Regions from separate parts of the Homo sapiens genome. Here region 1 is linked to region 2. A link is an interaction called in ENCODE POLR2A ChIA-PET data of the cell type or tissue named here. Cell type or tissue: OCI-LY7. All regions are shown on one strand.

Evidence for each region. ChIA-PET counts read pairs that join two places held together with the same protein. Peaks named below come from ENCODE experiments on the same cell type or tissue, not always from the same donor. Only the 100,000 strongest peaks of a DNase experiment are listed, where the experiment ranks them.
Region 1: POLR2A ChIA-PET joins it to region 2 with 5 read pairs; 2 of 35 experiments call an interaction of 5 or more read pairs at or near these places.

The regions. Positions count from the first base shown.
Region 1 is chr2:241,551,618-241,554,117 of GRCh38, reverse strand. All of the region lies in intron 1 of BOK-AS1 (BOK antisense RNA 1), which reads left to right. It overlaps LOC105373974 (a long non-coding RNA gene), which reads left to right and starts at 1,277. Exons shown (of 3, transcript XR_924069.3): 1 at 1,277-1,434. It also overlaps a transcript of BOK not described here. RefSeq lists a silencer at 1,935-2,173 and an enhancer at 1,843-2,500. In OCI-LY7, no CTCF peak of the experiment used is centred here; no DNase peak of the experiment used is centred here.
Region 2 is chr2:241,442,563-241,445,062 of GRCh38, reverse strand. The region is part of intron 13 of FARP2 (FERM, ARH/RhoGEF and pleckstrin domain protein 2); the gene reads right to left. Among named protein-coding and RNA genes, the nearest start is that of MIR3133, 34 kb to the left of the region's middle. In OCI-LY7, no CTCF peak of the experiment used is centred here; a DNase peak (open chromatin) is centred at 1,042; H3K4me3 peaks cover 563 bases.

The DNA of each region.
Region 1 (2,500 bases), 110 kb before region 2:
GAGCTGAGCCCTCCCTCCCACGGTGACAAATGTGTGGTGCCCCCCAGAAGCAGGGCACCTTCCTCTGTGCAGCCACCTGCCCTGGCCGGCTGCAAATCTCAGATGCTGTGAGTAGATCTGTCATCCATTTCCTTTGCCCAGTGGGTCTGAGGCAGATCTGAGACTCTACCCCTAGCATGGAGTGGGGAGGGAGGTCTGCCGGTCTTGGAAGGCTTCCAGAGCCCCCCTCCCTGTCTCCAGTGACTTCCCTCACTGAGGGGTACCCCTTGGGGTAGAGGCCACTCTACCCCGTTGCCCTTGGCAACGCTAGACCCTGAAGTGAGTTGTGTGGGTGATACAGCTTGGATCTGTGTCCCAGCTCAAATCTCCCGTCAAATTGTAAACCCCAGTGTTGGGGGAGGGGCCTGGTGGGAGATGATTGGATGATGGGGGCTGATTTGCAGTGCTCGTGATAGTGAGTGAGTTCTCACGAGATCTGCCTCTTTAAAAGCGTGTGGCACCTTCCGCTTCACTCTCTTCCTCCTTCCGCCTCGTAAGACACGTCTCTTTCCTCTTCGCCCTCCGCCATGATTGTAAGTTTCCTGAGGCCTCCCAGCCATGCTTCCTGTACAGCCTGTGGAACCGTGAGCCAATTAAATCTCTTTTCTTTATAAATTACCCAGTCTCGGCTGGATGCGGTGGCTCACACCTGTAATCCCAGCACTTTGGGAGGCTGAGGCGGGTGGATCACCTGAAGTCAGGAGTTGGAGACCACCCTGGCCAACATGGTGAAACCCCGTCTCTACTAAAAATACAAAAAATTAGCTGGGTGTGGTAGCGGGCACCTGTAATCCCAGCTGCTCCGGAGGCTGAGGCAGGAGAATTGCTTGAACCCAGGAGGCGGAGGTTGCAGTGAGCTGAGATCGTGCCACTGCACTGCAGCCTGGGCTACAAGGGTGAAACTCCATCTCAGAATAAATAAATAAATAACCCAGTCTCAGGTACACTGGGGATGCCATGCCGGGGGTGGGTGGGACTGGGCGGGCGTTCAGCCTGCAGGCCACGGGGGTCGGTGGCAGCAGAGTCCTTGGACTTTGTGCCGGCCACCTCACTCTGGACTGGCCTCTCCACCCACTACCCGGTGGCCTTCAGATGGTCCTTTTTTTGCAAAACCAGGCAGAGGGTTGTGTGGCGAGCCGCCCGGAATCTTTCTGCTGGGTAGTGTGTGTCTGCACGTGCCCCAGGCTGGCACCCCTCCGTCACCTCCCGGTCACTGCAGGCTGCCTCTGAGGAGGGCAGTACCTGCCCACAAAGGCCCACGGAGCCATGGCTTCTTCCCAGTGGTGATCCCTGATGGGCTGGAAGGTGACCGAACCGCTTGTCCTTTATAAGCTGGGCTTGCTGCTTGCCGTTGAGGAAGAGCTTGTCATGGGTGTCAGCGTTTAAAAGTGGAATGTGAGTTTCTGAACGCGCTGGCATTGCAGGGGAAAGTACATACTTGCAGGGAAAAAGACACGAAGGAGACACAGGAGACGGGGGCGGGGAACGGAGGGTTCAGCAGCGGCGGCAGCCTCAGGCATAGGTGGGTCCTGCCTGGCCCTACCACTCCGGCCTCATTCTTTAGAGGGTCTGTTCTGAGCCCAGCCCCTAAGGGGTACTGAGCTGTCAGTATGTGCAGGGGCGTGGATGGTATGAGTGGGCCGGACAGGGTGTGGACCGGCATGGCGCGGCGTGGAGAGGCCAGAGGGACTGGGTGGGGCCGAACACAAGCGGCTCGCAGGAAGCCTCTGGAGTGCAGGGCGTGCTGCGGGTGCAAGAGACAGGCTGCAGCGCTCTGAGGGAGTCCCGCATTCTGAGTTGGATCAGAGCCTGGTGTCTCTGGTGGGGCCAGGACATTCTCATTGGCCAGTTCCTGTGCATGGGGTGACCCAGGCTGCATGGAGGGAGCCGCTTGTGGGTGGGCCACACCTCTCGTTCTCCTTTCAAAATGCTCCTGAGGTAGCAGCTGCCTGGCTGCTTCGCCATTGCCACCCCGTCCCAGCCGCGCCACCTCCTTCCGGACAGCCCCAGCACCCTCAGTGAGACCAGAGCCCCTCCTGCCTCTGCAGCCTCCTCTCCCGCTCCTCGAAGATTACTTTCCTTCTTCCTGGAACATTCTTCCCCCATCTTCAAACTCTGCCACCCGGCGTTTCCTCAGAGAACGCCCCCCACCCCACCCCACGGGTCACCCCCACTCCAGGTTCAAGTGGCCGAGGTGAATACTGGGTGGGCAGGGCAGGAAGTGGGCGGCAAGACACCTCCACCATCCCAGCCCACCCTCGCTGCGGTCGAACCTTCCCACTAGAACTAAAATGAGATTCCTGTGTTTTCACTTGGCCAGCGCAAGCCTTCCTCCTGGGCGGAGGGACCCCCCTGAGGTCTCCCCACCTCCCGTGGGGGGTTTCCCTGTGCCTGGGAGGCAGATGGGCTGTGGTGAGCCCTGAGTGGACTCAGCCAACAGCAGGGGCTGCTGCTATTGTGC
Region 2 (2,500 bases):
AGCTACTCAGGAGGCTGGGGTGGGGGGATGGCTTGAGCCCAGGAGGTTGAGGCTGCAGTGAGATGTGACTGTGCCACCATACTCCAGCCTGGGTGACAGGAGTGAGGCCCTGTCTCTAAAACAGTAATAATAAAATACTTTAGCAACAAAATACCCAAGGAAAGAAAAAAGGCACAGCTGGGGCAAGCATGGTCAAGTGTGGGTAACACTGAATTTGAGGTGATGCGGGTTCCTTACATTCCTGCTTTGTATATTTTGAAAACTTCCTAAATAAAAAACTAAAGAATTATCTCTAGAAAGTGAGGTTCCATTAACACAAACCAAAAACAGCAAGATCTATTTTATAGGAGGCCTAGTAGAAGATGCCCAAGAACAAAATTTATTTAGAATCTCGCACATGAGCGAGTGATGAGATACCTCTGCTGGGGTAGGGGCATGATCCCACTCCTTAGGAAGGAACATTCCAGCTTCCACAGCATTAGCTTCACCAGGGAGCGGCCACCCCTGCCCCACAGCAGTGCTAGCTCAAAACCACCCAAACCTAACCTGCTGTCCAGACGCCAGGGTGGGTTCCCTTAAAAACAAAAAGACAACTTTGTTAGTTCACAGCATCAGCAAGGACCGTCGTCAGGCAACAGTAATGAAGGGGAGAGGAACCATCAGCTACCATATGAATACTAAGGTTTAGGAAAACGTTTTAAATGTTATCTATACTCATTTCTCCCCAGCACACAAATCCAAGGTTTATTTTTGGAGTGACAGTAAGAAAAGAAGAACCTCCCAAACAGTCCTGTCCTGACCTCAGGTTCACTGCTGCGCTTCTGTCTGTTAACATTTTCACAGGTATTTGTTAGCCAATGTAGAAAGCTGTGCCCAATGGCCCCTAAAGCATCAAGAAGGCAGGTCTAAATTACCAGGGACAGAATGAATAACAACTATACAGACTGAAACTTCTAGCTGCATAAGCAAAATGATGAGACTGCGGTTTAGGTATAACAAAGCTACAAAAATGGGAAACTGCCTGATGTGGTTAGCCACAAAACCCCTGCTGGCATCCAGCCAACACTGATGAGAAAAGGAAAACCAGCCCTTGCAAGATGCCCTCAATGGCTCAGACACCTGAGCCACGTGGTCCCTGTGCAATCACAGTAAATCCATCCAGGCAAAACATCAGAGATCTTACAATGTGAACAGGAATGAAATGTAAAGTTTCCACAAGACATTCTGGGAAGAGAATTAAACTTTAAATGTGGTATTGCACTACTAGGTAAGATCAGAAAAGAAAAACAACAAAAACCCCAACCCTATCTGTGGACTTGACAAATTGAACAGTGTCATCTAGGGCTGGCCTGAGACCGGCACTTGTGGGTGCTGAGCTGCATGGCAGTGGTTTCCCCATGACGTCCCTGGATGGACCTACCCACTCTGTGCCACAAACATCAGCCTTGACTTTTATGGTGGTTTAGACTGAGAAGCTCTCCATGTGGTACCCAGCAGGGCCCATGGCACCTGGTATGTGTTTACGGGTACGCTGGATGGGTGGGCAGGGCCACCTTGGCACACCTGCCCCTGGGACCCTTCCCATTGTCCTGGGACAGAATGATGCCCATGGTGTGTCTGGTTCTGCTTTTTTTGCAACCACGTATCTTCTAGTTCCCAATTAAGCTGAAGAAAAGAAAACAGCTCAAACTTACATAAGTGCATTTTAAACCAACGCCTCTCCAAGACCACTATCTACACACAGCACTATTTCTGGGTCTCAAGTCAATAATGAGGCAGTGGCCCTTTGACACCTTTAAAAAAAAAAATGACATGGTGCCTTTGGCACTGGGACAGTTCCAGGCATCCCCTCACCCCCAACCCCAGTGCAATGGATGACTGTCCCCCCAGAGTCCCAGTGGGACTCTTTCTCCACTTGTCTGTGCAAAAGGGTTGCTGAAGAAAAGGCTAATGTCTACGGGGGCCTTAGGGTCTCAGAGTCCCACGAGTTTGACCACAGCACACAGGAGGCCATGGCCTATGGCCATCTTTCCCAGGGTTAGGGCTGTAGAGGCATACTCAAGGTTTTGTGTAGCGCAGTGGCTGGACAAGTGAGACAAAACCTGTGTCCTAGTTAATTATAGGCAACAGGGCTCATCTTGAAAAGCAGCATCAATAGTGTAATACACATATTCTATTGAAGATCAACATGAACAGAATTGTGTAACATTCAGAATGTATAGCACCAGTTCTTACTTGAATCAAAGCATATGGCAAAAAACATAAACTACAAAGACTAATTTATCGGTCCTCTAGGAGGACTGGCTGGAGTACTCAGGTCTAAGACCGGAGGCATAGCTTTTACGTCATTCCAAGTGAAAGGTCAAATTTTTTGACATTCAAAAAAGTATAATAAATCAGGAAATTAAAAAAAAATTGAATATCTATCCATGAAATGAAAGTCACTTTCTGTGTTTAAACCAAACAATTCTGAGCTCTAAACCACACAGCGTGGGTGAGT